Regions from separate parts of the Homo sapiens genome. Here region 2 is linked to region 1. The links are chromatin contacts, found by Hi-C or POLR2A ChIA-PET in ENCODE. All regions are on one chromosome and are shown on one strand. Each heading gives the region's core, a stretch centred on a gene start or an enhancer-like site at or near the end of the contact. The rest is flanking DNA. Distances are from core to core; before and after follow the strand shown. Region 1 has its middle 41 kb from the start of IL21-AS1. Region 2 overlaps IL21-AS1 (IL21 antisense RNA 1).

Region 1 (5,001 bases), core at 1,375-3,874:
GGTCTCAAACAATCCGCCCACCTCAGCCTCCTAAATTGCTGGGATTATAGGCATGAGCCACTGAGCCCAGCCATAACCCATGATTTTAAACTAATGACAACGTAAGCTTGATTGCAAAAACAAAGAAGCAAAGATAAAAGCTAATACAAACTCTACCCTTTTACTTAATCCTCCCTTTAAACTTTTGGTTGTTTCATGTTATATTTTATTATATACTATGTCTTAAAAGCTGTTGTAGTTATTTTTGATAGGTTCATCTTTTATTGTTTCTACTCAAGATATGAGTGGTTTATACACCACAATTGCAGTGTTACAATATTCTGTATTTGTTTATGTACCCACTATTACCAATAAGTTTTATACCTTCAGATAATTTCTTATTGCTCATTAACATCCTTTTCTTTCTTAAAATGAAAGTGAAGCAAATACTATGTCCACATTTATGAGTAGGCTCCTAGTGATAATGGAGCAAAGCAACTAGCCCTCAGGCAGGGCCTGGTAAGGTCACCATGCTTCACTCAGCACCTGGAGTCTCGCATAGCAAGCTCAGATGTGCCAGTTTAGAGGGTCTGACTCACATTAACCAATTCACAATATGCTGATCAGTTCCCAGGGTCTTTATAATAAAGCGGGAAATTACTCAACAGACTGGATATTTGTAAGTATGTAATTTTTACCAACAGGAGAGTGGCTTCCTTTAAAGTTCAGAGAACCCCTTATTCTGTAGTCCTCTCACAACACTGTCTGAAAGGGCTAATTCTAAAAAATATCTCATCATCCAAACTTTGTGGCTGGTACCCTAAAGAGGCCCTGGTTGAATGCAATGACGTCTGGGCTTCTATTTTGATGTACATGTCACAGCACTATGTCCTAAGAGACATGTTTTAAAGAGGCCTGAGAGAATCGAAGACAACCTATTCATAAAAACATTGATATGAATATAGATGTATAAATGTGCACATCACCATAATGTGAGTTTAAAAGTAGAGAGAAAAAACATCATGGAGAAAAACAAGTTTTTAAAGCACAATATACAGAATAATTTTACAACTAAAACTTTGTGGCCTAGAGCATCAAGCCTGTTAATTCGTCATTTCTTTATCTGCATTGCCCCCCAGTGGTAAAATGGCATTAGTCCTTTGGAGAAATTAGGTAGATTGAGAGTAAAGGAGACAGGCTGGAACAAGAAAGAGGCAACAGTTCAGATTAAAAAATAAAATAGAAAAGAAGGAAAGTTTTTGTTTCCTGGAGCAGTAATCAGGAGAGTTTGGCATGAGAATGTTGGGGAGAGCCCCTGGCACCTGCAGGAGCAGCTTTTGCTGCCCATGGACATTGGTTAGGTCTCTTACATTTCTTAGAATTGACGAGGTTTTGCTTTGCTTTGTTTTGCAGGCCTGTGTAGGGTGGGTGTTGTGATACTGAGTCACATTGCTCAGCCACCACTGTACCTACCCTGTACTCCCCATCATCTCAGAGAAATGTGGCCTAGGAAATTGGATGACATGGTCCATAGTATGCATTTAGCAGAGGAGATGTTGGCAGAATAGCTTAGTGGCCCAGAAATGCAGGGCATTCTACCCTTTTTAGCTACCCTGGGGACTCACAGACAGACGAGGGCCTTTTAAAGAGGGTGTTTGTTTATAATTTATGTCCATCTATTTTCAATGAGACAAGGAGAGCTACAATGAATATCACAGTCAAATGGACATTAGAAAAATAAAGATGGCAAACTAGAAACAATCTTGAGGAAGGAGCAGAAACAGTACAGGGACTTTGGCACAAGGTGATTACCACAACTAAGCATTGCATTTAGTTCTAAATTATGGCTAATGCAAACTGGAAATGCAGGGAATTATATAGTTTCCATTGCCTGGAGCAAGAAAACTTAACTGATCTTCAGAGATACACAGTTCTTGGCATTATATGACAAGAGGAATTCCAGAAATCCTAGATCCATAAATAAATATTGCTATTGAAAATTGAAATATTGCATTCAATTGCATTGAAACTATCCAAATGTATAGTTGATTCTCTTCCATGAGAGCTTGCAGACCTGTTACTACACCTAGTTAGTTCCCCTAACCTCTGGTGAGACCTCTAGTGGGCCATGGAGTTACTGCAAAGTGTCCGTGAATCTCGATTCTAGAGGGATCGTTTCAGTAGTGAAAAAATGTTTTGTGCAAATAAATGTACCAATATTTTTCAAAAATATTTAATATGAAGATTATTATAACTAGTAAAATATAAATTTATTTAAAAGAACTACTGAATTCACATTAGCTTCTAGTTATTACAGACTTTCTTAATTAGAGTCTACTAATAATGCCATTATTTTAAAATTGTATATTACAAGTAGGTCCTTGTGCTTGTAAAGGTTGTAAACCATCACTGGTGCAGACTATCTAGATGGTGTTATTAATCTAAGCGGAGAGGGCAGACACTGCCCACCCCTCCTTAATCATACTCTCAATAACTTTTTCATGTTCTATGATGAGCTCCAAGGAAGGCACTTTGTGCTCGGATGCTCTGGGGCTTTGCTCAGTAGTTAGCTTTGTGGTTTTAGGAGGCCCAAGAGAACTTCAGGGCTTTCCACTCTGAGCACTTTGTTCAGGAAGCTTAAGAGACTTGTTGTGGTTTCGGAAATGACATGCTTGAAGTTGGAGTTCGCACAAACTACTGCTCCTGCTTAAACAGATGGTAGGAAGAAAGACAGCCATAGGGGCTGGTGGCCTGAAAACCGAAGCTGTGGTTGTCTCCACAGACAACTGTTCTTCAACAAGCTTGCAATTAATTGCTCCACAGAGACATACGCACTTCTTTCATGTGGGCAAAGAAAGAACTTTATCAGACAAAAAGCCTCATTTCTCTTAAAACGGGATGAAGGGGAGGAAGTTAGGCAGTCAATCGGGGCAGATTTTACAACACTGAAAATCACGTTTTTGTTGAGTTCTCCCTTAACATATGGGTGACTCCATGCTGCTATAGATGCTTCGTAGATATTTGTGTTACTGTCAACTGCTGGCTGATAACTGCCATAAAGCCCCTAGAGAGGGGGAGGCAGAGCTCCCTCAAGCAAGCCTAAAATCTTAACCTACTGTGGTCTAACTCAACCAGCTTAACTTGGCTGTCTGGGGACAGAAGCTGATGGCAACAAGATTTCAAAAGTAAAATGGGCATGTGCAAAGCCTTGTAAGAAACAAAGTATTTCAGCCTCACCTGATGCAGTGGTGCCATTAAACAAGCTACCAAATCAGCATCGCAAAAACAGACTGGCATATTTGTTAAATATAGTACCAAGGTCACAAATAGTTTTTAGTTATAACTTTAAATTTATATATAGACACATATAAATTTGAATGTCTAGACAAAAATGCCTCTCCCACAGTCTATCATGGCTCCTAAGTTATACCATTGGAAATTCATTGATTTGAGCCAAGAGTCTTTTCTATCTCAGAATGTGAACATTCTGGTGGATGTGTCTGGTAGAAATGGGGAAAATGACACACATCTGAAGATGGGACAAGGTGCCAGTAAGGAAAATAGAATGATAAAGGAAAATAAAAGGTAAGACAGATAGTTCTCACAGCTTGGAATGTTTGGAATCTATGGTCAGAAACAAGGTGGCCAAAGGCAAAAATCACAAACTGGGCAAGGTTCTGCCGGCTTGTGGCCCAACCTCTCAGCTCCCCTCCTCTTCCCTGCCAGGCCCTCCTCCCCTTTGGCAGACTTGATCTCAAGCTTTAAGCTCTTTTTTACCCTCTTTGCTTTAGCAAACCTATCATATAAAGCGCACTGAACCAAGGAAACACACATTCACATCTTGATTCTTTGGCTAAGACATTCCATCTCTTTCCATCTTTCTTGTAAAATATGGTTATTACTATATATTTATATAGTATATATATATATGCTAAATATATATTATATATTTATATAGTGTATATATATGCTAAATATATATTATATATTTATATATAAAAATATATTTTTTCTTGCATCTTAACATTACTGAAGTCTGGAAACATTTTTAAATGAGTACCTTTTTTTTTGCACTTTCTCACAGGTTACTGTGAGGGCTGAATGTGCAAAACTTTTTCTAAAGTGTTGCCAATGTATAACCGTAGACAAATAAAATGCCCTGAGATCATTCCCTACAGCATCTGCTGTCTATGGAATGATGGTCCAAATGATTGCCAGTGACATCTCACAGGTTCCTACACAGCATGCACATGAGGACTTATAAAGTATAAAGGCTGCTGGAAGATGAATGTTGGTCTTCTGGCAGATGAAGAAAGAGGAAGGTTTGAGGACAGGCCAGCCATGTGGTGCTTCTCAGTATACCAGGTGGATAATCCTCACTCTTATTCCTGGGCTATTCTTCAGCAATTTTTATAGTATAGCATCTATTGTCTTTAAAGTATTATGGTCAGGGAATGCATGGCGTCAGGCCTACTGGGGGTCTTGCTGTGGTCAGCATTCTTAAATTCCAAGAAGATGAATTTCTCAAAGTTAGACAATAAGTTATTGGCAGAGTCAGGATTCAAACTTAGAAACCCCTGTGTCCTGTGCAGATAAACAAACCTGTGCAGCCAGTGAATGGAGAGTCAACAAATATTTATTGAATGGCTGCTATGTGCTAGGTTCTACACCAGCCATCAGACATGCAAAAATGAATACATCCTCCTACAAACTGATAATAGATAGGAGAATGTGCTAAGAGCATGAAGTAGAAATTCACAAAAAAAATTTCAAATGACCAATAAATGTTTAAATGCGTGTAATTCACTAGCAAAATAAATTTAAGGCCAGGCATGGTGGGTCATGCCTGTAATCCCAGCACTCTAGGGGCCAAGGCAGGAGGATTGCTTGAGCCCAGGAGTTCAAGACCAGCCTGGGGAACATAGCAAGACCCCTTCTCTTAAAAAAAAAAAAAAAAAATTAACAGGTGGTGGTGCATGCCTGTAGTAACAACTACTCAGGAGGCTGTGGTGGAAGGATCCC
Region 2 (5,001 bases), core at 1,165-3,664, 88 kb after region 1:
TAGTATTTTAGAAAGTTTGGCATGACCTAATTTTAGTTAACTGGAAATATTCCTAATTAAAGATGAATATATTTGATGTGACAGAATGCCTTTAAGGATTTTAATGTTACAAGAATTAGTTCTAATTCTTTGTGTAATTAATATTACAAGAATTAGAACTAATTCTTGTAACATTGAAATGAGAATTAATGAAAAATAGTAATACGAAGATCCAAATTTAACTAGCTTCTTCATTTTTAAAAAGAATATAAGTCTTACTAATTTAACTATAACCTAATTTTTTCTCCTTAGTTGCATTTTTACAGTACACCAAGTTGGAGAAATTATCAATACTACCGTAAATATTTTAATGTTATATTAAGTTTAGATACGTTGTTTAAAAGCAGAAAAAACTTAGTCCAATATAGTGAACAGGAAATATGCTTAACGTTAGTGCTGTATGAGTTATGATCCATCTGTAAATAAAACAGTGAAGGAAGAAGCATATGTTTTAGAAAAGTATCCATCATCCAGTAAAACAAGAAATTTTGAATCTTGGCATTTGACATTTGTACCATATTGTACACTTGATTTCCCTTTGTTTCTCCTATTTGGTGGCACAGGTGGTTTGCAGCCATGAAACATGCCAATTGCTTAGCTATGTGCCATCACCGAATTCACCAGCACCCTGAGAAATAGCAGGCTACTCAGCAACAGTTAACAAACACCACGAGGAAAACACTTCAAAAAATGTAGGTCAGTGCCCACAAGAGGACAGTTTTACTGCAAAGTACCATGTCAAATAGTAATTACTTGCATATAGAGGAATGCTTAGGAAATAATGCTGTCAAGAAAGAGAAGGCGCAGAAAGGAGCTTACACAATCAAAATACCGTGTGGAGGAAAATACAGGGAGTTGGAGGACTGATTGCCCTGGGTTTCCATCCCAGTTTTAGACCCAGCTAGGAAAAGTCACTTAAGCTCTCTGTACCTCTGTCTTCTCAAATAGAAAATGGGAGGAAGGATACACCTAAGACCATTACAAAGTATAAAATAAGCTCAGTGCCTGGACTGTGGCGGGACTTGTTAGTTCCTCTTCCTAGTATTTCTGCTTAACACAAATTAATGAATACATGTATGCTGATTTGATGCTTTAACATAATCACCTACTCATTTACAAGAGCACCCATGACTTACTCAGGCCTCCCACACCCAGTGGACATGGGCCTGTGGGGTAGCATTAGCCCCCTCCAGGCAGCTCTAGAAACCTCACATCTCTAGGCTTCCCTGGCCCACCCCTGTCATGATAATTCAGATGAATTATCTGAGCTACATCAGTTTATGATTATGTTCTGCTCATCCAGAGAACACCAAGTGTTTTTAAGTACTTTCTAGAGTAACTCAGAAATAATTCAGAGTCTGCCTTTTCTATGGGCTTTCATTTCTCACACCTCCTTCTCCCATTTGAAAATTATAATAGTAACAGTAAACACAATGACAGTTGTCATTTAGTGAAGGCCTGCTACATACCAAGCACTGTGCTAAGTCCTTTAGGTACATTATCCTTCAGACAATTCAGAGAGGTATGTATTTTTATCCACACATGCACTCCTTGATAGCAAGAACCATCCCTTTCAAGGCAATCTTCCTGAAAGAGCTGGAATTTCCTTAGAAGCAAGTTTCCTGGATATTCTGGTTTTGCAGGCCAGAGGTGCCCCCATCTGCAGGGATCTCTTACACCTTCTGCCATTAGAAAGAACACTTGACACCCAGGCCATGTGGTGAGTTCTCATCCTGCTCAGCCATGCTCTATGGCTATACTTTCTAGGCCCCTCCTTCAAGCCTAGGTTGGAGGAAAAACTCTGTTGACCCAATTCTAGACCTTCCTGTCAACCCAGGGGGGTCACCTGGTTCTTTTTAGCCCAGAGCTCCTGGGCAAGACCCTTGCAATGTCCTCTTGACTCTCTCACCTCCTCCCACTATGCATTTTTGCTACATGTTACACTATTGATTCTACTAAATCACACCAAGGCAGATGAATCCCTCTCTGCAGCAAGCCCTCTAATGTAAAATAATCTCTCATGCCCATAATAAAATTCTGATATTATAGATAAGATGATGACTGAGATTCAAAGATAAATAGCTTTGCCTAAGATGACCCAGGTAATTACAGCCAGCACTAGAACACAGACTTCAAATTCAGGGCTTTTTATACCATGCTATTCTGTTTCCTGATCTTGTCCACTCAATATATTTCCAGGAATTTCAGAAATCAGACAGTATCCTTTCTTATCTCATTTAAATACTCAATTCTCTGGAAAATGTTTATCTTATAAAAATAGTTACAAGCATTCATAAATAGTAACAGCAAATTTATTGAATGTTAAATACTAAGGAACATTAAGTACTTAAAACATTTTAAAAGAGTGATTCACTAGCATTCCTAAGAAACTGCAATGGGGATGATTCACTACAGAAAGTTAAATGAGACTTTGAAATAGACTGTGTACGACTCATAAATTATAAAAAAAAAGAGAGAGAGTAAAGATTAAAAAAAAAAAACCCTTTGTGGTTGCTTTTCTTACAGCTGAATATCATTTTACTAGAAAAGGGGTTGGCCAACCTATTGATTCATCCTGGACGGATGCCACTTTTTGTTTTACATATCTTTTAAAGAACTATTGTTTATTTCACCTTCTTCTTCTTCTTCTTCTCCTTCTTTCTTCTCTACCTCCTCCTCCCTTTTCTTTTTTTGCATGGGGGGAGGGTAATTAAAATTAGTTCATACAAAAAAAATCACATATTGTGCTACAAAATTAATATCTATCAAACTGAATTTTATATTGGCTTCATTTGCCCTTTCTCCTTGTCCACAGATAATGCTTATAATTTTTTTCCAAGGGAGATAAAGATATTAGAATGATCTGCTTCTAAAGGTAGAATGAAAGTAAGGTCGGTGTTGAGATGTTATGAATTCACTCTTCAGGGAAGTTTCCAAGCTTATGTAGAACAATAAATTAGTTAAGGTTCTCCAGAGAAACAGAATCAACAGGATGTAGATAGATGATAGATAGATAGATAGATAGATAGATAGATAGATAGATAGATCAATTGATCTTCATCTGTCTATGTGTCTATTGAAAAAGAGAGAGAGATTTTAAGGAATTGACCCACACATGATTGCAGGGCTGGCAAGTTCAAAATCTGCAAGGAGGCCATCAGGCTGGAGACCCAGAGAACAGTCAGTGCTGCAGTTCAAGTCAGAAGGCCGACTGCCCACAGAATTCAGAAACCAGGCTTCTTAAAGCCTTTAACTGATTAAATGAGGCACATCCACATTATTGAGGGCAAGCTACTTCACTCAAAATATACCAATTTAAATGTAAATGTCATCTAGAAAACACTTTTTTATAAGACAGAAACATCTAGAATAATGTATCAAATATCTGGGTAATGCAGCCTGGCCACGTTGACACATGAAATCAACCATTACCCTATGTCCCATTCTCAACCTGGTCAGAATAATTTTCAATTTTCGAAATGTCCCATTTTCAACCTGGTCGCATAATAAACTCTACCAGACACACTCTTTTTCTCTCCCTGGCTTAGTCAGAAATTTTTATGGTTTTCACAAACTAAAATCTGGTTTGCTACATTTTTGAGAATTTAGAAGGGAAATTATTGCCTCAACTCTAACCGTAGTGTTACAAATCAATAGCAATTTTCTTTGCTAGCATAGGTGGGAAAATTATTTTCTTCAAGCTCCAAAGATTTGACGATTCCTTCCCTGCTAGTCACTATAAACAACGGCATAAATCTCTGGGATTATGGGAGTCACTTTCCCAGCATTTTAAAACAATTCCAGTTCTCTAATTCCTTTCTTTAAACTTCTAATATTGACTCATCCCTTACTCTGTTCCCTACTCTGTCTTATTCTTAACAGATGTAAGAAGAGCCCAACAGCAATTGAGTCAGAGCTGGGGAAAGATGAGAAGTTTGTGGGTCCTAACTCCCCTGATCCTAAATAATCTTGTTGGCACCAGGGATTCCACCCATGAAAGTTACCACTCTGAGTGTGTGCGTGCGTGTTGGTGTGTGTGTGTGCCTGTGTGTCTGTGTGTGTCTGTGTTTTGAAGGGAGGAGAGCAGAAATTAAGAGAAAGATGCAGAGGACATAGAAGAAAGAGGAGATTGATATTTTCTTTTTCTTAGCTCTTTGTCCCTAAATGCCTGAAAAATTAGGATTTAAAAGACGTAAGATTTTGAAAACATATGTTTGCTTTCATCTAAATCTTTCACCATCAAGATTGACATTGTGCTGGAGCCATGAAGAATGAGATGTAAAGGTTGGAGTCAGAAGAGGAAAAGGCATCCCAGGCACAGGAGTGGTGAAGAAAGCAGCCACTTTGTGGGAAAGCAGCCTGGCCAGAGTGAAGAACAGCAAGCAATGAGGCTGAACAGGCAGCCTAAAGCCACATTTTGAAGGGTCTCCAGAGCCCCACAGAGATGAAACTTGTCACAGCAGTGTTGCCATGAGACAGGAGACATGATGGGGAGATGGGTGGAATGAGAAGGAATGAACAGAAGGCCAAAGAAAGAACTTCGGGAAACCTGCTCCTGCAGTGTGAGAGGAGGAGAGTGGTGGTGTGTGTATGTTGTCCCAGGTCTGATTTTTCTCTCTGAAGTTAGGAGGCAGGTCGGATGCTGCAGGCAAGGGGAGAGAGTAGGATTGAAAGAAGATCATTCAGTTCAATTCCACAAGGATTTTGAAGCTCCTGCTCTGGACTGGCCACAATGCTAGGTGTTAGGAATACAAACATGGGTAAACCGTGGCCTGTCTTTTCAAGAAGCTTTCAGTCTTCAAGCAATAAAAAAAAAATTGTGTAAAAAAAAAAAAGTTAGTGGCACAAGACTTGGTCTCTTCCTTGACTCTGAAGGAAACCAGATTACACCACCTCAAAATATGCCTCTTTAACATAATTTTTTTACACTAAAGCAATTAAGAAGCAGATGCAGGAGAGCTC

The links. Hi-C counts contacts between places; a loop is a spot of excess contacts on that map. ChIA-PET counts read pairs that join two places held with the same protein, here RNA polymerase II (POLR2A). Pooled maps may share reads with other maps.
Region 2: a loop to region 1 is called in a pooled map, with 5 times the contacts of the local background. The contact joins two enhancer-like sites. A Hi-C loop is called at or near these places in 11 of 50 pooled maps. POLR2A ChIA-PET finds 5 or more read pairs at or near these places in 2 of 52 experiments (activated CD4-positive, alpha-beta T cell and activated naive CD4-positive, alpha-beta T cell).

Annotation. Positions count from the first base shown.
Region 1 is chr4:122,575,912-122,580,912 of GRCh38, forward strand. No RefSeq gene overlaps it. Among named protein-coding and RNA genes, the nearest start is that of IL21-AS1, 41 kb to the right of the region's middle. Within about 2 kb of position 2,625, at least 3 of the 41 ENCODE cell types and tissues checked have a DNase peak (open chromatin) inside an H3K27ac peak, as active enhancers do.
Region 2 is chr4:122,664,562-122,669,562 of GRCh38, forward strand. The region is part of intron 10 of IL21-AS1 (IL21 antisense RNA 1); the gene reads left to right. Among named protein-coding and RNA genes, the nearest start is that of IL21, 46 kb to the left of the region's middle. Within about 2 kb of position 2,415, at least 3 of the 41 ENCODE cell types and tissues checked have a DNase peak (open chromatin) inside an H3K27ac peak, as active enhancers do.